2 separate regions of the Mus musculus genome follow, and region 1 is linked to region 2. A link is a loop called in an ENCODE intact Hi-C map of the cell type or tissue named here. Cell type or tissue: heart. All regions are shown on one strand. Links, peaks and the distances in the headings refer to the core of each region. The heading gives the core; the rest is flanking DNA.

Evidence for each region. Peaks named below come from ENCODE experiments on the same cell type or tissue, not always from the same donor. Only the 100,000 strongest peaks of a DNase experiment are listed, where the experiment ranks them.
Region 1: a loop joins it to region 2, with 2.2 times the contacts of the local background. A loop is called at or near these places in 1 of 42 quality-filtered maps.

The regions. Positions count from the first base shown.
Region 1 is chr17:56,575,269-56,590,875 of GRCm38, forward strand. It overlaps Safb2 (scaffold attachment factor B2), which reads right to left and starts at 9,317. Exons shown (of 21, transcript NM_001029979.3): 1 at 9,006-9,317; 2 at 7,716-7,803; 3 at 3,653-3,717; 4 at 3,373-3,576; 5 at 2,575-2,637; 6 at 1,610-1,637; 7 at 87-744. The coding sequence starts at 9,176. Safb (scaffold attachment factor B) reads left to right here and starts at 9,714. Exons shown (of 21, transcript NM_001163300.1): 1 at 9,714-10,082; 2 at 13,514-13,598. The coding sequence starts at 9,894. In heart, for the core only: a CTCF peak has its summit at 9,198; DNase peaks (open chromatin) are centred at 8,443, 8,703, 9,563 and 10,193; H3K4me3 peaks cover 4,739 bases; H3K27ac peaks cover 3,874 bases.
Region 2 is chr17:56,708,934-56,724,540 of GRCm38, forward strand. It overlaps Vmac (vimentin-type intermediate filament associated coiled-coil protein), which reads right to left and starts at 7,988. Exons shown (of 2, transcript NM_178926.3): 1 at 7,701-7,988; 2 at 4,999-6,884. The coding sequence starts at 7,891. The coding sequence ends at 6,551. It overlaps Ndufa11 (NADH:ubiquinone oxidoreductase subunit A11), which reads left to right and starts at 8,829. Exons shown (of 4, transcript NM_027244.1): 1 at 8,829-9,009; 2 at 12,102-12,194; 3 at 12,386-12,508; 4 at 13,052-15,315. The coding sequence starts at 8,907. The coding sequence ends at 13,164. Ranbp3 (RAN binding protein 3) reads left to right here. Exons shown (of 17, transcript NM_001252466.1): 14 at 281-401; 15 at 1,155-1,297; 16 at 1,658-1,844; 17 at 1,923-2,836. The coding sequence ends at 1,966. It also overlaps the pseudogene Ccpn-ps. In heart, for the core only: no CTCF peak of the experiment used is centred there; DNase peaks (open chromatin) are centred at 6,262, 6,651, 8,148 and 8,798; H3K4me3 peaks cover 3,981 bases; H3K27ac peaks cover 2,487 bases.

The DNA of each region.
Region 1 (15,607 bases), core at 6,916-11,915, 130 kb before region 2:
GCCGACTGCAGGCTCTAACAGCTCATATGTATCCTAGTGACAATGAAAGGAGATAGCGTCTGGTCTAGGACTGAGAATCAACAAACCTCATTTTCTGATCAGCGCCCTCACTGGCTGAGGACTCTTTAGGAGGCGCAGGGACGTCATTACAAGCGTCAAAAGCAAACTTCTTCACGTCTTCTTTGCTATCTTGGGGCTCAGGGCTCAGGGCTGCCGTGGGCGCTCGCACCAGCTCCTGGCTGGTGGCCTCCGGGAGCTGGGCAGCCGTGCTACTCTGTTCAACTGGCTCCTCTAGCCCTACAGGCTCGCAGTTCATCCCGGCACCTCCACCTGTGCCCAGAGCTTCTGCCTGCGCCTGATGCTTCCGCCTTCGCTTGCGCTTCCGCCTGTGCCGAGTACCTCCACCTCCACCCGGCGCATCTGCCAGCTCCCTTTTCACTACTGCTAACGGGGCATCTGCCTCGCTCCACTGACACCGAGTGCTTGGAGACTCAGACTTGCTGCTGCTGGCCAAAGCTAAATCTCCCTCCTCCTCCTGCTCCTCTTCCTGATCTTCTTCCTCCTCTTCCTCTTCCTCTTCCGGGTGGCCGCAGCTCTCAAATAGGTCCTCTTCCTCCGCCAGCTTCCTGTCTGGCCCCACGCTACTCGTGGCCTGGGCAAAGGGCTGCTCCAGCTCCGAACCTTCTTCTTTTACTGGCTCAGATTTACAAGTTTCCCCCAAAATGTCGAGTATTTTCTCATTTTCTACGGATTTAACAGGAATAGAATGGCACAAGGTTTAATCACCAGGGAAATAAAGCAATCACAACTGCGGCTCGGGCGCTGCGGCCCTGCTCACACCGACAGAACTGCTGGCTACACAGAGATTGGAAAACCCGCTACACAGCGCCTGCACCCTACCTGCGCCCACGGCCATGGCGCCCCCAGCCTGCGCCAGTGGCAGAGGTGGGCCCCCCCCCATACTTCTACCCTACAACCACAGCGCAGCTTCCACGGCTTTCTTCAGAGGTTCCGTCACGCCTGTGTCTTCCATCAAGCACATTCCTTCCCAATGTCCACAGTGCTGAAGCCATGGCAGTCACCATTTACTGAGGAGCTTGCTGCTCTCAGCTTGATGGATTGCGTGCGGTCAGCACCACAGTCCAAGGCTACTGAACCGCTCTTCACCTTTGGGAACATGGCAGTCCATAGGGGCTGATGATGAACATCTTGGCAGAAACCCGCTTTTCTTCTGACATTGGTGGCTTCCGGGGTAAGTCCCCTACCACAGCCTCAGCCTGCCTTAACTGCATCAACCCCATGACTTTGGCTTGGTAAGGTATCACAAGATCTGTCTTGTGTGTGGACTCGCTGCCTCACCTTGTGGCCACTTACTGCCACTCTGCATGGCCTGATGCAAGCGGCGCATCTGCCCCCAAGACTGTCTTGGGCTGCCACAGCACACGCACAGATCTGGTGATACAGTGGGTTTCCAATCTCTGATCCTGTGCGATTGGGATGGTCAACCACTGGGGTGATTTATGAAACCATAACACAGCTGAGAACAGACAGGACTTAAGTGCGAGCAGCAGGGGCGCAAACCGCACTGTTGTGCCTGCCTCAGCAGTACCTGGTTCCATGGGGGCTTCTTCATCAGCCTGTTGGAGAGAGAATAGAAGGGTAATAGAAGGGTACACGTCACTCCAAATAACACAGCCACAGATCCCATGCATACATCTATCACCAAGGCCTTATCCACTTAAAGGCTTCTCAGTGGACAGCCACACCTTGAAAAAGTGCTCTTGTGTACCAGGCTGAAAAACCCCTCTGGGCCTGAAATTGAACCCTATTCTACAAAGTAGCCAATGGCAAAGACACAGAGAGACTAGACAGTGGTCACCTCCCTCAGTGAGCTTGGGACTTAAGGAAGCCTGTCTCCTCACTCAGAACAGCGGCTGTACTCCCTGCAGGGGCCCGGGACCTCACAGTCTCCAGCACAGGCATCTCTGCATACCAGGAGCTGTATCCATTATTGCTTCAGGGCTACCACCACACTAAGTTCATCCCTGAACTCAGCTACTCTAACTCCAAGCCTGGATTTCTTTGGGAACCACCCAGGCACTTACAGAACCCAGCTGCCTGGCCCTTTAGCCCCACCTCACAGTTTCTCCACAACCCATGTGTCAGCCTCCAAATTCAGGCTCCAGTTACCATCTGTACCACACTGTAAGGTTGGAGGTGACTAGACTACAGGGTTCTGGTCCCACCAATGCTTCCTTCTTTTGGTGGATTGTGAACATAAAACATGAAGATACTGGCTGGGGAAGGAGAGGCCTCTGTTGTCTTTTCCTCCCTCTGTTCCCTGGCCAACATGAAGGGGAGCAGCCTTCTCTGGTATACTCTCCCACTGCCATAATAGTCTGCCTCCTCTTAGACATATAGCAAGTCACCTGACCTTGGACTTCAGTCCCTGGAAATGTAAGCCAAGGTACAACTGCTCCCCTAACTGTCCCTCAGGCAACTGCCACAGGGTAACCAGCCAATGGAACATCAGTGTCTCCTAAACTGCAAGAACCACAGGGAGACTCCACTCACCAGAGTTACTTTAAGGTCTGACACGGAAGCTTCCAGAGTGTTCTTGAAGACCTCCTCATCCACCTGGCAAATGAATCAGAACATGACTTCATGGAGGCCAGAGTTGTGAACACTTCAGCCTGTACCTCACAGCTTCCTACACAACCTATGTCCACTCTCACCAGTGCCCATCACTGTGTCAGCTCAGCTGACTCGTGTGTGTGTGTGTGTGTGTGTGTGAGAGAGAGAGAGAGAGAGAGAGAGAGAGAGAGAGAGAGGACCACTTGGGAGTGTTGCTCTCCTTTCACCCTGGGATCCATGAAAATTCCTGCAGCCCAGAGAGCCTCCACAGGGCCATACACTCAGATTATGCTGAGCAGGGGTCCTCCAGTTTATCTAAGACCCACTGGATGTTCCTATATTCCCTGACCTCAGTTGAGGCTCAATTTCAGCAAGTCCCTCAAGAACAAAACCACAATACCACTGGAATCAACTGTGAGCATCATGCAAAGGCAACCTGCACAGACTTGGGTTGGCCTCAGGTCTTCAGAGCAGACAGCAGCACCACCAGGTAAGACTGTTCTGTTGAGTGTGTGTCCAGAGCAGTTAAAAGCCCTTGTGACCTGAACAGCCTTCATGCCACCCACACACCCATCTCCTGTGAGTCCACAGCACTCCTTGCACTATGCTGCAGCAGTGGCCACTGGCCTACAGTCCCTACCAGGTATTAAACTCGGGGTCTGTTTCTACCAGGGCCTAGGTAGCCATGATGCTGAGCCCCTGGGGCCGCTGGCACACACGTGGCTGCAAGTTACCTACAGCATGCTTCAGGAGCTGAGCTGGAAGCTGTCCCAGCTGCGCGGCCACGTACTCTTTACTGTCATCAAAAGCATGAAGAATCTGGTTGACGGTGTCGGCCTTCCCCAGGCAGGGCACACTGAGGTCCTCAGCCTCCATCCCATCTGGCACACCTGTATCCATGGTGTCCCTGTCTTGTGAACTCTGAAGAATCACAACCCCATCCTGTGAGGGGAGTGAGGATGTCAGTCACCAAGACCCTAGGGCATGGGAAGATGTGCCGCCCCCAGGCCCAACACACCTGCCCATATCTGGAATCTTCCTCCAGGCCGTTGTCCTCGCTGCCCTCCTCCTCCATCTTGGATCCTAGTTATAGAATAGTGTCAGTTGGGTTAGAAACCAGAGTCAGCCTCAATTTTTTGACAGGTGACAATACAATTCCACATTGTTAGCTATTTGCCCATATTGCAGGGACTCTGTCTTGGTCGGTGTCTAAGCCAAGGCTTCAATCACCATAGCACAGTGCTCAGACTTTGCAATAAAAACAGCTTTAAGAGAGCTCATATTTGTCCCAAACTAAACACCTCAAAAAACAGAGGGAAAAAAAAGCTAGGCTGGTCTGGAAACTTCATTGCTAGTTGGGCTGGACTATGCAAGCCTGTGGGACACCTGCAGTGCTGTCTGTGGACACACTGGACTGTCGATGGGTCTACTTGCACTCTGGTACCTGCCTGCATGCTCACTCTGCAACTTAGCACTGGTCATGTGCGATACGTGCACAGCTGCACGGGGTGTTCTGAGTCAACAACGGGTCTTCAGTTGTTACCCATATTATTTCCTAGTACAGGGTCTCACCTGTACCTCACCAGTCGGCCTGGAGCCAACTGACTCAGCGTGGCTAGTCGACCACCAAACCCAACGGACCCTCCTGTGCCTACCTCCCCACCACCGTGGTTATGGATGCACACTTGGTTTCCCATTGTTAATAGGGATCTGAGCTCAGTCCCACACTCATGTTTCTGTGGCAAGAGCTCTGCTGACCGAGCCCCCTTAGCTACACAACTGTTTTGTGGGCAAATCTGCAGTACACAGAACACTGCACTAACGGTTTTGTGGGAAAAAAAAAAAAAAAAAAACAGGAAAGAAAACAAACAAACTCTGTAGGGTGTCCTACTATACCAAGGAAGACAGAGGCAGCTCTTGAGAGTTACTCAAAGCTTGACACCTGGAAGGAGGAGGGAGCAGCATCAGGTGCAGCCTCTTGTAGTTGCCATCATTTCTGATGGATATGATTATCATGCAATGCCCAGGATGCTTCTTCATTTCCTCAACCCTCCAACCCTGGCATCACACAGGACGTTAACACTACCACAGTGTAAACACAGTGGGTCCTCAAATCCGGAGGCCTTCTGTCCATCTGTTTTATTGTTTCAACAGCCAACACATCAGACAACTTCCAAACACTGAATACTGGGAAAGTCCTAAAACCACAAACAAAACCTGAACATCGTCTGCTAAAAGAACAATTGTCTGGGGAGACTGCTCAGTGGTTAACATGGACTCTGAACTCAGTGCCCCAGCATCCATGTAAATGCTGGGTGTGGTGATCCACTGTCATCCCAGGGCTGGGAAGGTGCAGACAAAGTGTTGGACACTGAATCAGCAGTCCCAGGCCAATGGATAAAAGCCAGGTGAGATTTGAATGACAGATGCCAGGTATCCGAACACTTTGTGGCCAGTTCACTACGCTGTTTTGGGAGACTAGGAAACCTTTAGGACAGTGGTCCTCAACCTTCAAAATGCTGTCACCCTTTAATATAGTTCCTCGTGTGGTGGTGACCCCAAACCATAAAATTATTTTCATTGCTAGTTTGTAGCTGTAGTTTTGCTACTATTATGAATTGTAAATTACCTGTTTTCCAATGGTCTTAGGTACTAGGTAACCTCTGGGAAAGGGTTATTTGATCAGAAAGGGTTGTGACCCACAGACTGAGAACTGCTGGTTTAGGAACCTTGCTAAAGAAGTCTGTCATTGTGAGAGGCTCTGAGAGCCTCACTTCATTTCTGTTCTTTCAGCTTCCTGTGCATGGATGGAAACATGACCATCCAGCTTCCTGATCCAGCTACCCACTGGCATGCCATCCCCAACATTACCAACTCTCCCTTTGGAATCAAATGGCCAAGTTCAACCCACAGAATCAACTGTATAAAGCTGTCCTCTGATACCTCATGTGGGCCACCACAGTTATTAAAATGTTAAAACAAAAGTGGGGGTGGGGGGAGGTGGAGGGGGGCTAAAAGGAGTATGAGATGGCTCAGTAGGTAAAACAGTTGCTGCCAGTCCTGACCATCTGAATCTGATTCCTGGATTACACATGGTGGAAAGAAATGGCTCCTAGATAGTTCTCTCTGGTCTCTGTGCTTGCACTGTGTTATGTGTGTACATGCCCTCACGGGTACGCACATACACACACTAAATAAAATGCAAAACCCACAAAACTAGTTAGGGTAGATGTCATCTGAGAAATGCTGGGGAGGTGGAGACAGGAGGATCCTTAGAGTTGATGGTCAACCAGCCAGGCTGAATCAGCAGGCTCCAGGCCAGTGAGAATCTACCCCATGAAATACCATGCACAACAACTGAGGTCAACCCACTGTTAACCTTGTACCTCCTATATGTGCACACCAATCCTCACAGGCACAGAAAGAAATGTCAACTTTTAATAATCCTTAAGACTTTGACTAGATATCCAAATCCTGGCCAAGACTATAGCTTGATACCTAGGCAGTGCCTGGTGGCTCTGGTTAAATTCTCAGAACCAGATAACTCTATGGTTCTCAGAGCAGTTCAGCTGGAGAATGGGACTCTGAATACTCAAGCCCTCTGTGGTGGGTGCAGTACCCTCATGGGACATAGAAAGGACATACCAATGGTTGTTTAACATCAGCACAAGGGACATATTTACTACCCAATTCAACAAGAATTAAACAGGTCAGAACTATTCTTCATGCAGTGATTTCACCCGTATTTGAGAGGCTCTGGGACAAATGCAGGGCTTTCTGCAAACACGTGCCCACTCCAAACCCCTTGTTTGAGCCAGCCCCACTTGTGAGAGGGAGTGACTGTGACTTTCCTGGAACTTCTTCCCACTTTGCCAGAAAGTGGTGCTCAGAGAATCACTAACAGTGTCTTGTGGGCTAAAACCTCACTTCTATCATCCCAGAGCCTCTGGCCTGGCCTGGAAGCCATGGGCTAGCACATCACACCAAACACCACATTCTTGAGCACCTCCAGAGATGGACAGGCATAGCTCTGCCCATGGAGGCACCCTCTCAACCATGCCAGACCTCCCCCAGGCTCATCTGACAATGCTGCCCACTGATCTGATATGCTTGCGGCAGGTCAGGCAAGTGTCTGCAACACAAGCAGCCAGGGTTATACTAGGTCTCCAGGTTAGTGCTTTTTAAAAAATGATTATGGCTGTCTCTGTGAGCACAGTTAGACATATGTGCGCCTCAGTGTGAATGTGGATGTCAGAGATCAACTTTTGGGAGCCAGTTGTTTCTGGTCTCAAGGATCAAACAACTCTCAGATTCAGGAGCTTCTACCTTCGGTAGCTGAGCCTTTTCACTAGCCCTCAGTTATTGGTTTGTTTGGGGCAGTGGTGTTTGGGGATTAAAGGCATGCACCACCATATCTGGCCCTTAAGAGTCTCATGTAGCCAGGCCAACCTGGAATTGGCCATTCTCTTGCCTCAGCCTAGAATGCTGATGAAAAGCTGTCCTCGAAGCCACTGGTAAAACCTGACTTCAGGGCAATGGGCAGATGGCTCAGCTGGCAAAAACATTTCTTGTTTTGAGCTTGGGGGCCTGGGCTCAATCCCAGCACCCGTGAAGAGCTGGGCATGAGGGTACTTATAATCCTAGTGCTGGGGTTTGAAGATGGAGGACACTGGTCCTCACAGGTCAGCAGCCCAGCCAAATCACTATGTAGACAGATGGATCAGCGGTTAAGAAAGAGCACTAACTGCTGTCATACAGGATGGGCTTCAGCTCCCAGGAATCACATGGAGACTGGTAACCATTCCTGACTCCAGTTCTAAGGGGTCCAAGACCTGCTTCTGACCTCTGTGGGCACCAAACACATGTGCATTCACATGCAGGCAAGCGCGCACACAAACACACACACACACACACACACACACAAAATAAACCTTAAGACAAAAACAAAACCTAAGGTGGACACAATGTGACACTATGGCTGTCCCACACACATGCACATCTAAGTATGCATATTACACATACACAGAGCAGAGCAGACACCCATTCCCCAGGCCCAGCGTCAAGCACAGGCAGTTAAGTACCTTTGGTGTTTCTCTTTACAGCCCTCTTGCTCACAGCTCCCCAGCTGATTCCAACCTCCTCAGGTTCTTGTCCTTCCTCCTTAAATGCCTGATGGGAAAGAGTATGAAGTTTTAAATAAAGTTATCTTTTAGGAGGGGTTGACACAAAGTGTTCTTTAAGAAGCAACTTTGCAGTTGCAAGTGTTCACAATCTAGCTTAAGACCACATTTAGCAGCCAGCTCCCCTTCCCTGCTCAAGACCCAAAACCTAGAGAAAGGGAAGCTGAAAGCTTGGGTTGCAGAGTCACTGTCAGCAGGTTGTGGTCATACATGACCTGGCAGCTTGTAGCCCTAGATGTAATCCCCAACCCAAGACAAAAAAATAGAATAAAATCCAAGTATTAACCCCAAATCAGGGTTGGTGACCGCTCATCTTGTGTGCTCTTTCATCAAACACAGGGATGATGGTAGGAAACCTGTCCTTGATTCAGGCAGGGCAAAGAGCTGAATGGGGCGCTCAAAAGGCCTCCCATAACAAAGCAAACCTTTAATTCCAGCATTTTGGAAGTGAAAAGGGGGGGCAGGAGACCAAGAGCTGAAGTCTAGTCTGGGTTTCACAGCAAGTCCAAGGCCACACTGGGCCACAGTAGCTCTCCAAAAAAAGTTTTGCGTGGGAGGGGAGGCGCTGATTTTTGATAAGGAAAAACAACATAGACCGAAGAAGAAAGCGCTGGCCAATTTTCCCTCAAAGTATTCTGGCGCCTTCTACTTGCAGCCAATCAGGAGTCCCTAACCCTCAAGGACCCTGTTCCACAGAGGCAAGCTTGTGTCAAGCGCTGAAGGGCAGTAGACAAGACTTCTTGTCTAGGGGGAGGAAAGTGACATCTTACGCTGACTCGAGATGACAACTAGGCTCCAAGACCAGGGAAGCGCGAGGGGACCGGACCTGGGAGCGAACATGGTCTGTGCAGAGACACTGGGCACCGCCAACAGTGGGGTTGACTGATAGATTCCCCAGAAGAGTAAAACTAGGGTGGCGGAAAAGACAGCTGCAGGTGCAAGGTCATCATGGAGACGTGCCCAGAGCCACCCGATTACTCAACAAGGCCCGGCTTCCTGCAAATCCCGGGGCAAGTGGGAGGCGAGACACAGAGAGGGGCAGCGACTAGTAAAGGTCACACAGCCTCGGCTGCTTCGGTAACTGACAGCACAGACCGAAGTCGGGGGGGGGGGCTCGGGGTGGGAAGGCCGGCCCGAGTCTGCGCGGGCAGTTACGTGCCCGGGTCCACGGCGCCACTCGGGTTCCCTCACCTTCCTCAGCCGCTCCATCAGCACGCTCTTGTTGCCTCCCGTATCCAGGTTCCGCTTTTTCAGCTCCGCCCTCAGGTCGATCACCCGCAGGTCGCTGAGCCGCCGCGTCCCACTCTCCGAGGCGCCCGGACCAAAGGCGGGGTCGCCCGACCCGGTCCCGGGTTCCGCCATCCTCGCTTCCGCGACTTCCCAACTCGCTCCGGAACCCCCTCCACTCGCTGGCACCAGCTGTGGCGGCTCGGAGGTAGTACAAAATGGCGCTGCCGAAGAGGAAAACGCACTCGCTTCCTCCCGCCTCCCTTTGCGGCTGCGCAGGCGCACAGCTCTGACGCACCTCCTAGGTCGCACGCCAAAGCAGTCTCGAGCCTCGCGGGTACAAGTGCACATGCGCAACCGGTCGTAAGCCCCCCCTCCCCCCCCCCCCCCCGGCCCCGTCGCCACCCTCTTTTTAATGCGCACGCGCACCGCCTCGCTACGCTCACTGACCCCCGTTTGCCTCTCGCAGCGTTGCCCGGCTGCGCACGCCACCGCTCTACGGCCAGCGCTCCGACAGTGATGCGCAGGCGCACGACCTGTAGCACGCATGCGTCTTGGTCCGCGGCCAAGCGCGAGCCGGCGAGGCGCGCCTACGTCGTCTCTGCCGCCGCGCACACTGCGCTTGGGTAAAGGCGTCTGAGAGCGTAGGGCTCGCGCCGGCGGCGCCTGCGCAGTGTCGAGGTGCGCCTCCGGGGAGGCTGAAGCGGTTCCCTCTCAGGCGGCGCCATTTTGTGGTAAGAGGGCCGAGATTCAAAAAAATAATAATAATAACAAATCAAAAAAAAAACACACTCACGCAAACCCACTGACCCGGTTCTGTGTGAAGTGGGCGACGGAACCAGGGTCCCTGGAATGGCGGAGACTCTGTCGGGTTTAGGAGACGCGAGTGCGGCGGGCGCGGCGGCCGTGAGCTCCGCGGCGTCAGAGACCGGGACGCGGCGGCTCAGCGACCTGCGGGTGATCGACCTGCGGGCGGAGCTGAAGAAGCGGAACCTCGACTCGAGCGGCAACAAGAGCGTGCTGATGGAGCGGCTGAAGAAGGTGAGGTTCGCGGGGGGGAACCCCATGGTCGCCATGGCGACACCCACCGCCGGGCCCGGAGTGGCCCGTTGGCCTTCGCGCTGGGCGCTAATACTGGGGCTCCGCGGGCGCCGGGTGCAAGGATTCGAATCTCGACGCCCCCAGCGATGCGACCAGAGGGAAATAACACCACGAACGGGTTCGGGGGATCGATGACACCGCGTTCCCTGTACTGCTTAGTCCCAACCCCAAAGGGGGATGAAGGGGACTCGGCCAAGGTCATCCAGTGGGGTCAGCTTGTGGCGGGATTCGATCCCAAGTCCCTTTTCGGCCCCCGAGGCAGAACAGGTGGTTTTTGTTTCTTTTCTTTTCTTTTAATCTGGGAAGACACAGTGACGTTGGGGGCAGGGGTGGTGGAGATGAAACATGAGAAACTCTCAGAGTTCGCAGACAGCCGGAGGATGTAGGTAGCCCAGGGAGACAAAAAACAAAAACAAAGCGGAAAAATAAATTGTTTCTAATTCTTTGCTAGAACTAAGCTAGGGGAAGATACGAGATGGAAGGAAAGAACGTTTTTTTCTGTTGATAAAGGTAAGTCAGATGTGAGTTCAAGGCCAACCTGGGCTGTAGAGGAGTTCCAAACCAACCTGAATATTAGAGTTCAGGGCTAGCTAAGCCTTTTTCAAAGTATAAAGTAGGTCCAAGAGCTACTCATTTGGTAGTGTGCTACTCATTTGGTATTGTGCTTACCTTGCATGCACAAAACCCTAAGTTTTATCCCAAATACTTCCTAAGGCCGGGAGTGGTGGAGGCAGAAGGATCCTAAGTTTGAGGCCATCTTGGGATGCGTGAAAGCCTTTCTGTAAAACATAGTAGGTTTTTGTTTTGTCTCTTTTTTTTTTTAAAAAAAAAGGGGTTGGACACATAGATCAGAGGTAACATGCTTGCCCAATATTGCAGAGGCCCTTGGAACCATCTGCCACACAACTGCTATAACACTCCATTCTGTGTGGTCAGGTGGGAGTCGGAGGATTTAGTTCCAGCCTCAAACTGAGCCCCCTGAGAAAGAGGCTCATTTCTATTGCCTTCCTTTGTGGCCTAGATTCTCTGTCAGGAAGACCTTTAACCTCTTCTGAGTGTCCTCAGATCAAGGCAGTAGTAGCTTGCCTTCAGGGTAGGGTAGGCATTGCTTGGCTTGCAGTCTAGTCCAGGTAAACAAGCTCAGTCTCCACAGGGCCCCCTTTTGGCTTTTGTAGTTGTTTACTCCACCTTAGAAAGCAGACTTTGTTTGTGTTACACCTTGAAAAGCTGTCCCCTCTAGCTTTCAGACATTGTCATCTGCCCAGTCATCCCTTGCACAAGGAACTGGAGATTTAACCCTCCTAGATCCATCCAAAGTCAGTCACCAGTTGCTGTTGAGAGAAGACACTGTGACAAGCAGAGAGGGCAGCAGTGTGAAGGCCTGAGCTCTGTGCCCAGCACCAACAGTAAAGGTCAGGTGGGGTGCCAGCCGCAATCCCAGTGCTCACAGACACAGGACGATCCCTGAGGCTCACTGCCTGACTAGTCCAGTCAAGTCTGTAAGACAAGGTGGATGGTACCTAAGAGAAAGCTGAGGTTGTCTTCTGGCCTCTCATGTACTGTGAACATGTACAGCATATAACATTACTTGCTTGTGAGATGAGGTGTGGAAGTTAGAGGCCAGGGCAGGCACACTACCTACTGAACGTCAGGCACTCTTTTCAGTTGGTTTGGTTTGGTGGCTTTTTGGGGGTTTTGTTTGTTTGTTTTTGGGTTTTTTTTGGTTTGTTGGTTGTGTCATCGTCGTGTCCCCCCCCTCCCCCCCACAGGGTTTCTCTATGTAGCCCTGGCTGTCCTGGAACTCACTCTGTAGACCAGGCTGGCCTTGAACTCAGAAATCCGTCTGCCTCTTTAATCCCTGCTGGGATTAAAAGCATGCGCCATCACTGCCCAGCTTGTTGTTTGTTTTTTAAGGACACTACATCTCTATTGGAATGGGCAAGAAGCTCCCTACACTGGTGTCACCTACAGAACATACAGGGTGTGAAAGGGGGTGGCCAGGGTGATGCTCGGCCTGCTGGTGAGGCACTGTGCAGCCTTGGCAGTACCAAGCTCTCTCAAGACTAGAAGTTGAGGGTTGGCTTTAGGGTGCTGTTCTCATTGTCCTCTTGGGGGTTGCAGAGGGACCCTGGTCTGTGCTTGTCTCCACTCACACCCCTGTATGTTTGTCAGATCAGAGGGTAAGTCTACAGTACTGTCCCTCTGCCTGCTTGTTGTGACCATCTCTGGGTTGGATTTTTAAAGAGGGAGGTGGTGTGGAGGAGCACCTGTTAGAGGGGGTTTACTGAGGTAGCCTGGGAGGGACAGCTCTGTCATTTAGCCCCAAGGGATAAAATGAGATACCTTTCTACAGCTTACCTGGAGTTGTTTGAAAGCTGACTAGCTCCAGAGGAGAGAGAGGACAGGGCTGCTTACAGGTTTGTCTGTGGTCCCCTAATGAAAGCCACAGGAAGCCCCTGGGGATCTGGAAGAGTTGCCTGAGCTTGGAGTTCTGAGGGCACTGCTGCTACCTTCTCTCTGGGGACAGTCAACTTTGAAACATCCCCAGGGTGAGAGGCATGCTGCTAGAAAGTGTCTCATTTCACTCCTTGGGGGGCACTGTTGACAGGGCTGTGTGAGAGAGAGAGAGGCCCTTGCTGAGTTGGCCACTGATGAACAAATAACATTCTTGAGTGTGAAATGGGACTTCTACGGGGTCCTTCCACTACAAGTCCCAGAAGGGGACAGCAAGGTCCAAGCCCTGTCCCCTGTTCCCCTCCCCCTCCTTAGTTACTGGGTTAAGCCAAGGAAGCTGGAATCTCTTTCCTCAGGGACACAAAAGGTGGAGGAGTCCGAAGTTCTGAGCAGTTGCCTCCACGACTCAAGGAGTCCTCAGGATAGTCTTGCAGCAATGCTGGCTGCTATCATTAAGGGCCAAGAGTACTCACTGAGAAAGAGCCCTTACAATACAGGCATGAGAACCTGAGTTTCAAATTCCTAGGATCCCTATAGAAAGCTGGGGCTTAGCTACATGTGACTATGACCCCAGGACCTTGCTGGCTGCCAGCCTAGTCTCACATTCAGGGAGAAAGCCTTTGTCGAGGAGCTAGGGAAAAGAAAATGAGAAAAAAAACGACGTAGAGCTGTATTAATCCTAGAAAACCCATTAGGTGATAATGCAAGGGCCCTGCTGTGCCAGTCTTCCTTCCATGAGCAGCAGGACTGCAGTTTGTAGGGTTAAGGTGGTAGGTAGCAGCAGCTGAGTTTCAATGCCCTGAGAACCGAGCTGGGCACTCCCTGTGTTGAACAGGCTGTTCAAACTACAGGCTTAGATGTTCTTCCTGTCTCTGCTACCTGTGGTTTATTGGTCGGCCTTTCTTCTGTCCCTCCAGGCCATTGAAGATGAAGGTGGGAATCCTGATGAAATTGAAGTCACCTCAGAATGCAACAAGAAGATGCCTAAGAGGCCCAGCAAAGGTAAGGAGTCCCTAAACCACTGTGTCAGTGCCTTAGGTACCCAATGGGTGCAGAGTCTGCTGTCCCTCTGTCACACAGAATCAGAGCATATAGTGAGGATGGATTTGGGAATGGTCTTCCAGCTTCACATAGCCTCTCATTACCTTGTCTGTCAGAAAATAAGGCCCATGTACTAACAGAGCACCACAGATGCAGTCCACTTAAAACCATGCAGCGGGCCTCCCCATCTGACAGTCCCCACTCAACCACCTTTGCCCCCGCCTCTGTTCACGACTGCTGTCTCCAGCCAGTGGGCACCCAGTCACCTACTGCATCTTGCTGTCTGTCCTTGGCACTGACTTGTCATCTTTCTGGAACTCCAGTTCTAGGAACTAAACAGAATTGGAAGGGTTGAGGCTCTTGGGGATGATACCTTGGTCGTTGTGAGGCTGAGCTGCTAGCTGTGGGGTGGCACAGTAGTGGCCATGCTACTCATGTGAACCTGTGCTGAAGGGAGGTCCACTGAACTGTGTGGCCTAATGCACTGCTTTGGGCCACCGGTGGGAAATGATTCCGACAGCGTTGGTTGGAAGTGCCCTATGGTTGGGTCTTCTATTCTTCTTGCTTTCGGCCTTAGTAAAAACAAATGCTTGTTCTGATGTTTTACTAGATGCATGAGTTAAGTGTAAAGTTGATATTCCTTCTTAGTGGGGGCTGACACAGTAGAGTGTACATGCCTTTTTTTGTGTGTTTGGTCACTAGGAAATAGATATATGTGCTTTCCTTAAAATCTGAAAATAAAAAAGACATTGGTATGGAGCATGGTGGCACAGAGGCAAGAGGATCTCTCTTGAGGTCAGGGTTGGCCTGTATACACAGCAGGTTTCAGACCCAGAACTCTGTAGTGAGACCTCTCAAAACAAAGAAAACAGCTGGTCATGGCCTGGGGCAATGGCACAGTGCATGACAGTGCTGCTGCATAAGTCTGAGGGTGAGTTAGAGTTCTCAGTGCCCACTCACAAGCCAGCTATGGCTGCATGTATCTGTAACACTTGTGATTGGGGGTGGAGACAGGGTGAGCCAACCTAGCTGCAGAGTGAGTGGGAGACCCTGTCTTAAGGGAGTGGCTGGAGAGCTGGGCAGTGGTAGCACATGCCTTTAATCCCAGCAATCTAGAGGCAGAGGCAGGTGGATTTCTGAGTTCGAGGCCAGCCTGGTCTACAGAGTTAGTTCCAGGACAGCCAGGGGTATACAGAGAAACCCTAAAAACCAAAAAAAGAAAAGGGCGGGGGGGGGGGGTGAGGAGTGGCTGGAAAGCGATAGAGGACACCTGCTGTCCTGCCTCTCGGGCACACACACCACGTACACGTATGTTCTACACAACATGGTCTTGTTCTGCAAAATCCTTACTGTTTCTATTTCCCTCAGACTATCTCTCCTCAGCTGGCTTTGTGGCACAGTGGACAGCATTTGCCTAACATTTCCAAGGCACTGGGGCTTGGCTCCAACACTGCACCAAAACGAGGTTCACTGAAGGTACAGGCGGGGGCGTTGTCACAAATTTGAGGCCAGTTTGAACATCACTCTCAAAAAAACAAAATCACCAAGGGGCTGGAGAACTGGCTCAGTGTTTAAGAACACATGTGCTCTTGCAGTGGACCTGACTCTGGTGCCCAGCACTCACACCATGTGCCCTACAGCTACTTGTGAGTCCAGGGCCTAGGACCTGATGCCTAATCTGGCTCAGTAAGCATTAGTGCACCTGTGGCAGACATGTAAGCATCAGTAGAAATGAAAACTTTACCCAATGCTATGGATGAATTAACTGAACCTGTCTTTGAGACAAGGTTTGACTATATAATCCTGACTGTCTTAAACTCACTATGTAAACCAGGCTGACCTCGAACTCAGAGATCTGCCTACCTCCTCAGTACTGGGGTTACAGGTGTGCACCACCACCGTCTGGCTAAGATTTTGGATTTTTATTATGTGTATATTGGGGAGTGTGCAAATCAACTAAGTGCCTACAG
Region 2 (15,607 bases), core at 5,511-10,510:
GTTTACATCCTTGGACAGCAGGGTGCATGGCTCCAGGCCAGAGCCTCCTGTGTAGGAGCCCTGGCTTCTGTTCCCAGCACCATAGAAACTAAAGCCGTACAACAGATGACTGAACAGAGAGTGACAAAGCGGCCCACTGTCCTCAGTGTCCTGGCCTTAGTCTGTAGACTGTCAGACACCCCAGCCTCACTGCTAACTCTGAGCTTGAAGTGGGACCCATGCTTTGGGGTGCAGAGGGTATGGGTACCCCCAACCTGGTCACTGATCCCATGTGTTACAGATCCAGTGTAAGCTGTTTGTGTTCGATAAGACCTCACAGTCATGGGTGGAGCGTGGCCGGGGACTTCTCAGGCTCAATGACATGGCGTCAACCGACGATGGCACATTACAGTCCCGGCTAGGTGAGCTCTGGGGAAGGACAGACCCTCTCAGAGGTGGGCTTAAGTTGTAGGCTCCACAGCTGGAGCAGGGAAATGACTGTGAGCAAAGGCAGCAGTGAGCCCCACACCTGCTTGCGATAGCCTGGGCCTGCTGCCCTCACACTGGGTTCCTGCTCAAGTATCTTTAGTGGACTTCTAAAAAGTATAGCTTGGAAGGAAGGTGGGGGCAGGAAGAGTGCCAGCCTAGGCTTCAGAGCTGTCCCTCCTGTTTGGGGGACTTTATGTGAAAATGGTCTCTCTCTAGCCCAGGCTGGCCTGGTCTGCTCTGAGCCTGTCATGTCCTAATTTTGTCATGTCCTAACATTTGGTTACATTCCCCTTAAAAGTTAAGGCCAGAAATTGGGAAGCTTAGGCAGGAGGACTGAAAAGAGTTTGAGGTCAGCTCAGGCTACTGAGACCCTCACATCAGGAAAGAAAAGTAAAAAAAAGAAAGGTTAAAGTCAATGTCAACAGGACCTGCTCAGCAGTTACTATGTGTGACCTCTTCCCTGTGGACCCATAGCAGGTGGCAAGCCAGGGGCATGTTAGGACTTGCCCCATACATGTGCTAGGCCCAGGCTCGGTTCTCAGGTGAGATGGAGCAGTCTCTATCTCAGTGTACCCTACCTGCCCTGTTGCAGGCTAGCCCCTTCCCCAAGGGCATGTCTCCCCTGCCCCTTGCAGACGTGGGCTGCAGGTTGGGGCAGGTGTTGCTAAGCAGCTCCCTTGCTGCAGTGATGCGGACCCAGGGCAGCCTGCGGCTCATCCTGAACACGAAGCTGTGGGCACAGATGCAGATGGATAAGGCCAGTGAAAAGAGCATCCGCATCACAGCCACCGACGCTGAGGACCAGGGTGTCAAGGTTTTCCTGATCTCGGTAAGCTTGAGGGAAGGTGGGGGTGGCACACTGGCTCGGTGCTGAAGACCGCTGATGTTACCAGTGGGCAGGCCCGGACACAAACCTCCCCTGGGTAGTTCCTGATGGCTGTGCACACACCTGCTGTCCCCTCGGTTAGACATCAAGGGTAGGGAGGGAGTTGGGGGGGGACGACACGACAGATCCCAGACCTCATTGTCCTGCCTAATTCTCCAAAGGGCACCTTGTTGGTAGTCTCTTGCTATAGAAGTCAGCTGACCAGGCCAGTGTGGCCTAGTCACAGGCTAGGGCCTACATGTGTGAACACTGCCCAGTGTGGCCGTTAGCCACACACTGCCACGTAACACCCTGCCTCCCCAGGCCAGCTCCAAAGACACAGGCCAACTGTATGCTGCACTGCACCACCGCATCCTGGCTCTGCGTAGCCGGGCTGAACAGGAACAGGAGGCCAAGGCGCCCCCACCTGAGCCAGGAGCCACCCGGGCCACCGAGGAGGAAGACAGTGATGAGGATGCTGTTCTGGCTCCCTCCGGTGTCACGGGGGCTGGTGAGCACCATGGGACCAGTGGGAGGGACCCCAGCTGGTGACTGTGTGCTGGGACTGAGAGACCTGCTCTCCCCACAGGCACAGGTGATGAAGGAGATGGCCAGGCTCCTGGGAGCACATAGCGGCGGAGCCACTGCACCAGGCTGCTGCTTTGTTGTCTGTCTGCTGCCCGTCCCTCCCTGCAGGCCGCATCATGGTGGTGTCTATTGCCGGGGTGGCCACAGGCTGGATCCGAGTGTCCCCTCTGCAGCAGACGGGGACGCCAGGATGCGGCTTGGGACTCAGACCTCATCATATTGATGAGTAGAAAGAACGTTCCCCCGCCCTCCTCCGATCGAAATGGCACATTGACACTTGTCACAGCTTCGTGGTGACCGTCCATCCCTGGGCAGCAACAAAGAGAACTCCAGGCTCAGCATTCTGTTGAGTAACTTGCTACCTGCTCGGCTTTCCACTCTGCCAGGTCCACATGGCAGGTGCCTCTCCTTCATTTCTGGTGGCTTGGCTCTTGAGGTCACAGATGAAGCTACACGTGGGCTGAGCTGACTTGATGCTCCTATGGGTGGTGCCCGGCCCCCACGGGGGTTCACTAGGTTTGGGCCTGAGAACACCTGTCTGGACAAAGGTGATGAAACCAAGAGAGCTCCTGCCTTCTTGCCTGCCTACGTGAACCACCTGGGTCTCCCTTAGCAGGTACCCAGCCCTGAGGTGACTGACCACCTAGGGCCCCTGAGAGGCAAAGGGAACCTGCAAAGGGCCTGTCCCCGGGCAGAAGATGAAGCCCCTACCCGTGGACTGTGTGGTTCCATCTCTGGCCAGGCCACTTCCAGCCAGCAAGGACACCAGAGGCTGCCTTAGCAGATGGGTCACACTGCTTCCAGCCTTAGCCAGCCAGTGACAAGTGAATCCAGACGTCACCCATGTGTTTTGGAACATTTATGTAAGATTGAAATGTATTTGAGAACTGCATTAAAACTTTTAACTAAAGCCCCAGACTCTTTTGCACCTGGCAGCCAGTCAGGCTGGATTTGGCCATGGGCCCCTGATGGGGTCAGTAATCAATCCAGCCATTGCTAGGCTTGTGGGTGGCCCTGCAGGAGACCTGGTCCAGCCAGTTCTTCAGCCTCCATTCTCACACATCCCCCCCTCCCTGTGTCTAGCTGGGGCCCCCTGGGACAGTGGTGGCAGAGGATGGCAGGTGGATCAAGGGACTAGGCTAAGTGCAGCTATTAGGCAGGTGAGAGTAGCTATGTCAGAGGTGCCAGGCGCTGTCTGCTGTAGTAGTCTTGGAACTCAGCTAGTGTGACCTGTGGATGTGCTGGCTGTGAGGGGACCCAGACCAATGACACTGCCTTAGGGGGAGGCAGCATCTTCTGTCCACTCCCCACTGCACACCCCTCTCAGGTCATCAACAGTCACCACACCATCCCCAGTTTGGTCCACGTTGGCAAAAGCAGCTGCAGTAACAGCTTCCAGAGTCTGGGACATGGGGGGCTATGGGAGGGGGACAGTGACTGTGGAGTACAGGGGTCAGCACCCATCACCAGCCCGTCAATACAGGCCAGCCTCACCCATAGCACCCATAGGAACTCCAGGTCCAGGGTCCCACTGCCATCACAGTCCCAGCGCCTGCATAATGCCCCTGCCTTGTCCACTTCCAGCCCCAGCTCTGCCAGGCCCTCCCTCAGCTCCCCTTCATCCAGGGGCCGGCTGCCATCCTTGTCCAGGTGACAAAAAAACCCTGAGAATCAAGATGGGGTTAGATGGATAGTGACTACCCAGGCCAGAATCTGCTGGGTTTGCTGTGGGTGAAGGCTCACCTGGCCAGTCCCTGGATGCCTGAGGCCCCTCCATGATGGTGTTCACGGTGTCCATTATGGGTACAGGTGAACAGCTGTGGTGGGGCGGAACTCCCAATGAGTTTCTGTACTCGGCCAGCCTGGCACAGACCTCAGTGATACTGTACAGCCCAGACAGAGCCTGTCTGTGTCCCTGAATCCTGCTCTGGAGCTCCAGGTAGGTTTGTGTGTCCTACCTGGCACAGCTGTTGCTAGGCAGTATGATTCTGGGGACTGGGAGGGCCCTCGCTGTGACCCCATGTCAAGCACATTGGCCAGCACATTGGCCAGCTAAGGAGACTGGGTGAAGTGACTCCCAGACCCACTGTGCACACCCCTGGCCACAGTACTTCCAAGCTTGGCTGGAGAAAGGGCCTTGTTTCCTGTGCCCCTCAGCCTACACTGTCCCTACACGGAACAGCCTAGCCAAAGCCAGTCTAGGGCTAGTTGGACATGGTGGCACTTGAGATGGGGACATATCTGAAAGTCTAAAGCCAAGTTGGGCTACCAATGGAAACCTTGTCTTTAAAAACTGAAAACTGGGGACCTGGTGGCATATGGCTATAATCCTAGCACTCAGGAGGAAGGACAAGAGTTCCAGGCTATGTGAAACTGTCTCAATGTTGAAAGAAAAATTATGGGGTTGCAAGCCAACCAGCATCATGATTCAGTTAATGAGAAGCTGAAGTGACATTTTGCTACCCAAATAGATGATGGCCTGCTAGGCTCCAAACATTGGCAAGTAGCAGAAAATTCTCATTGTTTTCAGATTTTGGTGCTGGCAATGGAACCCAGAGCCTTAGCATGCCAGGCAAATGTCGTTACGCCACACCCAAGGCACTATTGCTTTTCTATAATGTAAAACATAATTAACTCTTACAGTTGCTGCAGTGAATCCTTTCATGGTCTCAGCCCTTGGCAAGCTCTAAGATACAGCCCAAGCTATTGCAAGTCTTAGCAGTAAGATGCAAGGCTAGGGATAGCTTAGCATTACAGACCCCACCCAAGATACATACCCCAGTGAGGGGCTGGGGGTGTGGTCAGGGCGTGGAGTTCCACCTACAATCCCCTAGTGAGGGCTAGAAAGCCTGGGTAATATGAGTTTCGATATTCCTCTTGTCCCCTGAATTGCAAGTGGCCTCAGTTGTGCAGAGAAGTAGTTTTCCTTCACTTCTTCGGGCTGAGTTTCAATTGTCTCTGGGAATAACTTGAACATGGAAGCTGCAGGACAGCTGGCTAACTCCAGCCCCCTCCGCTGTAAAGTATGTATAAGGCCTAGCAGCGTGCTACCCCACAACAGGAAAAAAGGTAGAGTCCAGGTTGAGAAATAGCCAATTTATTCTGGTGCAGACAGGCCCTAGTCTGCCTTCTATACAGATAGCTCCCTTCTTTCCTCCATCCCCAAGAAAAAATGGGCCTCTGTCTCCCACACTGAGGGTCCATGTCAGACTCTGGGTAGACTGGATGGCTGGAGGCCCTTCTGTTTCGAACACCCCCTACCTTCTATCTTGGTGGCTGCTCAAGGACAATTTCCCTGAGCGCACAGGTCATGGAATTCAACAGACACCACCTCTGGGTGCAAGGGCTTGTGGGGCCCCTTCCTCTCACTGCTCTAACAAGGGCAATGCACCCTCACCATCATAGGCTCTAGGCAGCACAGAAACCAGGATTTAAAAAATAGATTCTCTTAGGGTATCAAAAAGGCGTCTTGCTACAAAAACATCATTGTCCCTGGAAACCAGGAAAGGGCTTATCAGGTATCCAGAAGGCTCCTGGCTAAGGCAGGGCCTCCCGGGCTGTGCTAGGCACTGATGGAGACAGAAGACAAAATTCCCTGCTTCATAGCCACTGCCTTCCCACTGAAAAGGTGGTCCCAGGATGGGGCTGTGGGTGTTTGCACAAAGCCTGTCATACTAGCACTGGAGATGCTGAAGCAGGAGGATCAAAAGTTTAAATCCAGCTTGAGCTACATAAAAATTTTAGAGGCCAGCCTGAGCTACATAAGACTAAGCTTCAGAAAAACTAGACCAAACAATCACAGTACAGGGCAGTGACCAGCTGGCAGGAATGACTTCAGAGATGCTGGTTGGAAGGCCCCTCCAGAAGGGGGCATTTGAGAGAGACCTGAGTGTCAAGGAACTGAGTGTGGAATCAGGGAAAGACATTGAGGCACTCTGGGTTGTGGTGTCTCAACCCACTTGTTCTTCCTAGAAGGGTAGAGCTATGGGAGAGAGATCCAAGATTAATGATTTGTCTTGGCATTAAGGATGGTTCAGGAGGCACAAGAGTGAGTAGAAAGAAAGGTAGGGAGTGCTCCCATCAGCAGGGCACGGTGGCTCACATCTAGATTCCAAGTACTTGGAAGGAGGATTCAAGGGAAGCCTGGGTTATAGAGAGAGACCCCATCTCAAGCAAAAAGACAAACTCCCCACAGGCAGGGCCTGTAGTGGGAGCCTGTCAGCCTAGCAGGGATCCATGCCACACTCCTGAGACAGCAAGCCTGGCTACCTGGGACCCTGTCCCAAACAGGAAACACCGAGGTTTCAGGGTCAGTCCCCACCATCTCACTGATGCTGGGGTGCCTGTCTGGCTTGGGCTTTGTGTATGCCTGGTGGAGAATGCTCCTCCCAGAGTTACCACCCTTACCTTCATTTGTTTTTGAAACTATTTAAAACCAGTGGAATGTAGCAGATACTCCAGCACTGGGGGGGGGGGGGGGGTTTAAATGAGATCTTGAGTTTTCACTTGTTGTGATGTTTAGATGGGATCCGGGTAATGTCTCAAGACCCCTCTAGGTGATGTCCAGGACTCTAAGAGTGGAATCCCCATGGGGCCGTGACCACAGATTCTGAGATCTGTCAGGACAGCTCACACCGTGGTCCCAAACACAGCAGGCTGCTGGTCGTCCTGGTCGTCCTGGCCCTCCTCCTTTCCCATGTTGTTGCCCAGGGGTGGGCCAGGCCCATCAGGAAGTAGCTGGGCCCTATGGCTGTGGCTGGCCGGCAAGGGGCCCAGTTCCTCTGCCTCCTCCAGGGTGGCCAACAGTGCGGCCAGGGGTGGTCGGTGGCGAGTGATGTCCTGCAGCAGGTCAGCCCGAGGCTGTAGCTGCTGGATCATCTGGTCCCTCTGGTCCACTGCGGCCTGCAGGCTGCGAACTGTGGCCTCAGAGCTCAGCAGCTGCTCTTGGAGGGCAGATATCTCCCTGGTAAGAGGACCAAATAAGGTAGTTACCTACAGGGGGTGGGGGTGGGGGCATCTACCTGCTCCAGAATCCTCTGAGACTCCCTATGTCTCCTCCTGCACTACTTCTTTGTGTGCTTGTTTATGTGCATAGGCGCACACATGTGACAGCAAACATGTGGAAGTCAAGGTACAATTTTCAAGAGTTGGTTCGCTCCTCCTGCCCCATGGGATCAAATTCTTTGTCATTCTTAGTGGCGAGTGTCTTTATACACAGAGCCATTGATGTCATTGGTAAAGCACCCTCAGCCCCACAGCAGGCCTGGCGCTCTGTCATCCCAGCACTCGAGAGATGGAGGCAGAAGGATCAGGGGTTGAAAGCTACATAGTGCCTTTAAGGCCAGCCTTCTCTCAAAAAACAAAACAGTGCCAGTTTTGTGTGTCCTTCGGTAGGACTTCCGCATGGTCACAAATGGTTGTCACAGATCTGACTATTCTATATAGGGGTGTTCTGTGCCTTTGTCTACCGATGTGGGCCCCTACCCAGCAGCTTCCTTCGATCATCAGACACAATACTCTTGCACCTACCGGCAGACTCGGCCTTGTGGGTGGGACAGCTGGCTTCATTTTAACAGTTTGAAATGCTCTCAAGTAACCCAGGCTATACTCTAAAGTCCCCATGTAGTCGAGGATGGCCCGAACTCCTGATCCTCCAGTCTCAGCCCTCCTAGTGCTGTGATGCCGGGCATTTAGTGCTCCGGAAATTTTTGCTCTCGGTTCCCAGCCCTTTCCACCCGCCTCCTTTGGGATGTCCGCCGGGCCTCCTCCAGGGCCTCACCGGTCCTTGGCGCGACCCAGCTCATCCAGGGCGGCGCGCAGGTGCTGGTCGTGGCAGGCCAGGCGCTCGGCCTGCGCACCAATCGTGCGCTCAGCCGCCAGCAGCCGCCTCTCCAGCTCCGCTGCGCGTCGGTGCACGGCGGCCAGGTGCGCGTTCGCCTCCCGGATCTGCAGAGGTGGCGGCGCAGACATGGCCCCCGGCTGCCGTGCAGGCCCCACCCCGCCCTGTCGGGTCACGCCCACAACGCAAGAAGCCCCGCCCCTGAGCCCGACCCCCACCCCCCACCCCCTCCCTCACATGCAGCTGCCAGGCTGCCGCTGCATTAATTTAAACCTTCTCAAGAGGCCCCGCCCAACTTCGAAGTGACGTCAAGAAAGACACGCCCCCCGGAGGAAGGCGTGTGCTTCCTCTTGGGCTCTCACTATTGGCCACGTTTCTACCAGGGGCAGGACTAAGTGCGGCCACGCCCCGTAGCCAATGTTCACGTCCCTTTCAGGACCAGCTCCTGAGTGTGGCTGTGCCTGCGAGTGCAGCGAGGACTTAAAACCAAAGCAGAGTGGGCCTGGTCTCCGTCAATTATAATCCTCACGCTAAATCCTCACGATTGGTCCCCTTGCCCCCAGCCTGGCCACGCCCCCAAATAGTTACACGCGGTCCTGATTGAGATGGGCATGAAACCACACCCCTACACAGTCCGGATCCCTGACGAGCCAACCGCTTTTGCGCTGTGTCCCGCCGCGTCCGTGCAGCTCCGGCTAACTAGGGTATCACTAGCCTCGCGCTGTAATATCTGCCCTGCGATTGTCCTACCTTCTGTTAGTTTCGATCGCTGACCTGCCTGACAGTGTAATGGCTGTCCTGCGACCTGTCAATCCCATCCTTGGATGCACTATCAACATTCTCCGTACTAGAAACCTCGTCTTCGCTAGGGCTGGAGGCGTTTTTCTTCATGGCCTCAGTTTACCTTTCCTGACGTCACGGGCGTCTCTGTCCAGATTCACTTGTGGACCGAGCACGACACAGATCTTGCTACGGGATTAATAAGACCTCGGTACAAACCTGCACTGCGCGCATGCGCGCACGCCTTGTCTGCGTCCAAGGCGTTCAATAAAGTTGCGCGCTGGAAACCTCGCGAGAGTTGACCTAGCCGGCTACCCTTGAGTTCGCCCAGACGCTTTAGGGTCGGCCGAGCAAGCCCAGCTAGGTATGGCGATGGTGAAGCGGTTCTTTGAATCTTACCATGAGGTCCCCGACGGCACCCAGTGTCATCGCAAGACCTACATCACCACGGCCTTAGGCGGCATTTGCGGTGAGCGCGGGCCGGTGGGCGGGCGGAGGGCGGAGGTCTGGAAGCAAAGGTCAGAGGGCGCGCGGAGGTCCCTGGGGCGCCGGGGCGCAATGGCTGTAAAGGCGGAAGAGGTTGAGACTTTTGAGGGGCGTAGACTCGTCAGTGCCTAGGGGCTTCAGAGGTCGTAGGTCAATATCAGGGAGCAAAAGCTGGAGAAAATGTGAAGGTCATTTCAGCGTCGTCAGGAGTTTTTAGGGTTAAGGGGTGATCGGGTCATCGGAGTTTTTGAAGACAAGTTCTAGGGTTGCCTTGGCAAGACTGCAAACCCTCTGTGTAGCGGAGGATGGCCTTGAGGTCTTGATTCTCCTGTCTCCAGTCTGGCCTGCATGATCCTCCTGCCTCAGCTGCCCGAGTGCTGGGATGACAGGGCTACACCCCAATCTAGCCTCTGGAAGATGTTTTTGTTATTTTTGTTTTGTTTTGTTTTGTTTCTATTTTCCGCCACCACGGAACCTATTAATTTGCTCTTATTTTTAAATGATTTAAAGTGATTTAGTTTTGTCTTACGCTCATTGGTGTGTTACCTGTATGTCTTGTGTGTCCGATTCTCTGGAATTGGAGCTGCAGACAGTTGTGAGGTGCCCGTGTGGGGCCTGAGAGTTGAACCCAGGTAATGTGGAAGGGCTGTTCTATTTCTCCAGGACTGAGAGAGAGCCATCTCTCCAGCATGATTTACTATTATTTTGGACATGATCTCCCTATGTAACCCAGGCTGGCTTGGGATTCAAAGAAAGTGTCCCGCCTCTGCCTCCTGAATTCCCAGATTAAAAGTATGCATCATCATGAGGACCTGATTCTGGAAGATTCCAAATAGGGCACACTTGTTTGGAAGGTCAGATGTCCTTTTAAGGCTGTCATGGGGTTACCTTTGGCATTTGAGACTCTTAAGGTGCCCCCTCATGCCTAGTTCATTCACTCACTTATGCTATCCCTCAAGGCCTCATTCAGTCATATATTTCTGGTGTGTCCACAGGCCTCACATTCATGAGTTTACCCAAGGCTTTGCTCCCACAAAGCAGGTGTTGTAGGGTCAGGTGATTGGGGGATTTTAAAACAGACAGAACAAGCCTAGTCGTGGTGGTGCATGCCTTTGAGCCCAGAACTTGGGGGGCAAGGCAGGCAGATCTCTGTGAGGGAGGCCATGGAGAGAACATGGGTGTTGATCCAGAGGAGGACTGTGTGCACTCTTGGTGTCTGGCTGGAGTCTGTCTTGGGTAGATGTGGAGAGTAGGCAGGCCCTTGCCAGAGGTGCCATGTCAGAGCTACTGAGGGAGGAAGTGGACAATTATGTCAGCTTTGAAAATTCTTCCCTGTGTCCTAACTCCTTTGTTCCCAAGCTCCCTGCTTGGCTCCCCTAAGGGGGATATTGCAGAAAGGCAGTGACCCTGCCTTCCCAGCAGGATCTAGCAACTTGGAGGCGTGGTGGAACTCACAATTGAATGAGGGAGGTCTTTGGGGCCTCAGTGGAAGGATGGATGAATAAATGAACGTGGCTTGTGCAACACAGTGAGTGAATGAATGAATGAATGAATGAATTCCTGCCCTGCCGGCACAGCAGTTAGGAATGGATAGCTCCTGGGCGCAGCTGCACCTGGAGGTTCCATGCTGCAGCTGGTGCTCCTGGAGGGTCCCGTGCTGCAGCTGGTGCTCCTGGAGGCGCTCCATGCTGTAGGTGGTGCTCTTGGAGGGTCCCATGTTGCAGGAGGTGCTCCTGGAGGGTCCCATGCTGCAGGTGGTGCTCCTGGAGGGTCCCATGCTGCAGGTGGTACTCCTGGAGGGTCCCATGCTGCAGGTGGTACTCCTGGAGGGTCCCATGTTACAGGTGGTGCTGAGGCTTGGCTGTGGTTTGGCTGGGCCATGGGAGAATCACCACAAGGGAGCAGTTAGATGGTGAAGGGCAGTCACTCTGGGTCCCATGACATCTGGCTTGTTAGGTGTGGTCACCAAAGTCACCCAGGGTCCCTGTGGCCTCACCAGTCCCCATCAAGAATCCCAGTGCCCCTGGGTTCAAGTCCTGCTGCATCTGGGAAAGACATTTCAGCAACCTCCAACAGTGAGGTTGGGTTCCCGTGTGAGCTTTCTCGCACCCTGTGCGTGTACACAGAAGCCACAGTGATGCTGAGGCAAAGGGATGGCTGGGCTGGGGAGCTACAATGTCTTCAAGGCCTCCAGCCCAGTGCCCAGCCTCATCTTTGAGGCCCTGCTAGGGTCTTCAGTCTGTGTTGATACTGAAACTCAAGATCTGTAAGTGCTCGGTGCTCAAATCAGAGCTCCAGAGCTCACCAGGAAGGGTGTGTGTGACATCCCCAGAGGCTGGAGAAGAGTTGAGGGGCCAGACCCACTGCCCCATGACCAGCTATGCTGGGCCACCTTGGGCTACTTTTCTGGGCCACTTCAACTCCGATGGAAGGAATAACAACAGAATTCATCCAGCCTGGAGGGTGAGGGGCAGTAGTGGGTCTTGTCGCCCCTGTAGCAAGGATCCTGTGTCAGCTTCCCCAGAGAGCTTTGCACAATGGAGTGGTGTGGGGCTGCTTATGCCTGGTCTGGCCTGATTGTGATGCTTGCTCTGCAGCCCACCAAGGCCTGGGCTCCTGACTTAGCACCCACCTTGGCCCCAGCTTGCTATGTAAACTATGGTGTAAACTCTGGAGAGGCAGGGGGTGGAGGAGATGGAAAAGCTGACTGGTGTGGCAGTGGGGTTGGCGTGGGAGGAATGGAGCCAGCCAGATGTAGGGACACGTCTGGGCCGAGCTGCCGGCACGTGGAAGGATTGGCATCCTGAGACCCATTGCTGCCAAACTGGATTAGGCCGAGGTCCCAGACCCTTGGAAACTATGGCCTTTGATGAGCCTGGAGGAGGCACTGTGGCAGCTGCATATTGATGGCTGGAGGTCTGGGTCAGGGGTCGTGGACCAGCATCAACCCACTGGGGCAGGGCTCTGCCTTAGGTATTGGGCTCTGGCCTAGCAGCCGTGGCCCTGGATTTGAGTTCTGCTGTATCCTGGAAAGGCATCCCAACAACCTCAACCCTCTCTCCCTCCCTCCCACAGGCATAATCGGCTCCGCTTACAGCGTCTCACTCAACCCCGCAGATTCCACCCTGGAAGCAGTGGCCAGAGTCGGCCGGTACACATTCACTGCAGGTGAGCTAGTGTCCTGCTCACAGTGACACAGGCCATTCAGAGGCGACTGGAACCACTGAGTGGGGTCCTAGGACACTGACTACAAGACTGGCTAGGGGGCTCAGAAGGGCAGAGGGTGGCACCCAGCATTATCTGCACAGGACAGTCACTGCCTCAGTTTCCCCACCTCCAACCCCCATTGCCCCTTACAGCTGCTATTGGAGCGATGTTTGGCCTTACCACCTGTGTCAGTGCCCAGGTCCGAGAGAAGCCAGATGACCCCCTGAACTACTTCATTGGTGGCTGCGCGGGAGGCCTGACATTGGGAGCTCGCAGTGAGTGGCCATTCCCTGGGGACAGTATGTAACCACTGATCACTCCAGCCCCTCCCACTCTGTCCCCTGCCTACGGCAGTCGCTGCCTTCTCAACAGCAGGCAGCTCCGTGATAGGGGAGACTGTGCCCTGCAGTGGGCATCCCTGCCCATCTCTTCACTATTGGGGTGTGACCCACAGCCTGACTCTAACTCGGACAGACTTAGCCCCAAACTGCCTCTCTCCCTCTTTGTATTCCTAGGGGTCTGGGGACAGGAAAGCCATGCCAGCCACAGTTCAGCTGTGGGAAAAGGCTTTAGCAGGGGAGTATCCCCACTGCCAGGAGTCAGGGCTGACCACATCCACCCTCCCCACACGATGTCTCTTGAGTTAAAGGGATTGATGCAGGGCAGCCTTTGGCCTCAGTTTCTCCATCCCCTTAACTCTGTTGCTGGGCTATTAGAGAGGCCCCTGAGGAAGCCTCGCTCTATCAGACCCCATCTTCCTGGGAGGCTCTTGGATCACACCTGGAGCACCCCATACCTGATGCTGTCCTTCTCCACAGCTCACAGCTATGGGACAGCAGCCATGGGCTGTGTCTACATGGGCACTGCGGCCGCCCTGTTCAAGATCGGCAAGCTGGAAGGCTGGGAGTTGTTCCCTACCCCCAAGGTGTGAGCCAAACCCCTGTGACAAATAAACGCTGTATGTTCCTGTGTGCAATGTCTTAAAGGCAGGCTTGCTGCATGAGATGGCCAATTGGGAGGGGGTATAGCAGAAGGCAGATAAGATGACAGAGGCCTGGGCCTGCACTTGGCACACAGGGTTCACAGGCAGGCCCGGAAGCCCACATGCGCCTGCCCGCCAGCCTGCTGTGGGCTGCCCAGAGGCCACTGACCTGGCTCTGCAGATACAGCTCAGAGCCCCATGGTCAGCCACCAGTGAGTAGCAACCTGGCCACCCCCACGCTCGGGTTGTGGGCTTCCCCTCCTGGGCCTATTCCCAAAGCCAACAGCTTCTGGAAAACATGCCTGGGCCCCACATACCAGTTGCTCCAAATTTCTGGGCAATGGAGCAGAGAGCCCTGTATGGGCTGTCCTGTCCTGCAGGCCTCCGCAAGCCCAAGGCCAGGGATGGAGTCTTTCAGCCTGGCCAGGTGACACAGGGCCCAGTCCCTGCCTTGTAGGATCCTTGCCCAGCAGCTGACAGCCTTTGATTTAGGTGGCCCTGGAATGCTAGCGACGCCCAGCCCAGCACTGGCCGAGCTTCCTGGCAACTGTGGAGGAAGCAGTGGGCTCCAGCAGCCTCTGGGGCCATAAATCAAGGTCTGGGTCCTGCCTGAGAAGCCTAGCTCCTGAGGCCCCTGCTGGACCCAGACACTTGCTGGGAGAGGGCCACATCGTCTGCCCTCCTGGAAGCCTAGACCTGAAATGAGGGCCAGCCTGGTGGTATGCATCCCCTGCCTCCCTGAATCCCATCCTTTGTAGCCTCACGTGCCAGCTCAGGGTTACCATGAGGGCTGTTTGAGCTGGACTTGGGGCTCCCCAAGAAAGGAATGGGAAACCCCAAGAGGCACAGAAGGCACAGGAGCCCAGGCCCCAGAGTGCTGTAGCTCAGATGTGTTCCAACTTTGAATCCTGGGCTCCTGGCTGTGTCCCTCAACACAAGCACCAAGCCTCAGCTCTGCCCCAGAAATGGGAAGAACGACTTCCCTCTGGTCATCACGACAGGTCCCTCCCAGTTGGGCCCTGTGTACCTGGATCTGACTGTGTCCCCATAAAGGTTTGAATGGACTGGAGTATCTTCTTGGGAGTGCAGTCCTGTAACTTCACGTCACGCCTCCATCTTCTTTCCCATCCATCCACCCTGAGGGACAGAGGCGCTCCACCAGGACCTGGCATGGTGCTGCCTTGCCCACTGGTCACCATGGCTTTGTCTTCCATGGGTCTGACAAGGAGCATTCAAAGCTGACACCATTCTGCTCCCTGCCCCCTGCCTTTCAGGGTGCTGCTGGCTCTGCACATAGCCCACCCAGCCCTTTCTGGGCCAGCTGCCAGGGCTAGAGTGGCCTGCCAGCCCACCCCCACCCCCCAGCCCCCTGCCGGCATCCAGACCTCCAGAAAGGGGCAGGATGGGGTGACTGCTCACCAGACTCGAGGGAGCCCCAAACCCAGGCTACATTGGCTATAAACATTTACTAGCCAGAGAAGGGCTGACGTCACCTCCACACAGAGGCCCCCATCTGGAATGTCCCAGCAGCCTTCTGTATGGAGCAGTAGGACCATCATGACAACACAGGTCCAGTCTTGTCCCCTGAAGGCCTAGAAGAGACCCTAAGAAGGAGGGCCATCAGCAGAGACAGAATGTCCTCGGTTGATCGCAGATCTGGGGATACTGAACATCCCCTCTCCTGAAGTCCACCCCTACACACAAGGCTTCCAGAACCCTGGCCTGGCCACAGGTGGCGCACGGGCCTCTGCTGGTGAGCACAGGTATCAACAGGAGCCCCACCTCTTGCCTCCATCTACCTCAGGGCCAAGGCTCAAGTCCTCTCTGCTCCAGCGGCTGCACCATGTTGTCACGTGTCATCTCGTCCTGTGTGTCCCTATGTGGAACTAGGCTAGGTTTTGGCTGTTATACCCCTCGTCCCATCCCAGCACATGGAATTATTGTCTGAGTGAGGCCTCTAGTTAGCTGCTGGCCACCAAGGCCTGAACTAGCAACCCAGGTTCAATCTCTGAAATCTACACAGCAGAAACAGAACAGGCTCCCCTGGGTTGTTCTCTGACTGTGGCACAAAGTACACAAATAAATGTGATTTTAAATGCACTGTGGGAGTCTGGCTCCTATGGAAGAGCGGCCCAGCCAGGACAGCCAGCTATCTTGGGTCAAGCCTAAGCTAAGGTATATTTCCCACAGGACAAGGCAAGTTGGGGTGGGAGCCATTCAGGCAGACTCACAGAGCATGCACGCCTGAGTCACAGGGGGGTAAGAGTGGGACACAGTGCCATCCCAGTAGTGCAGGTGGAATCAGGAGAATCATTTGTCACATAGTTTCAGGCTACCCTGGGCTACAGGAACCCTGTTTTGAAAAAAGTCAAATGAAAAAACAACAGCAAAA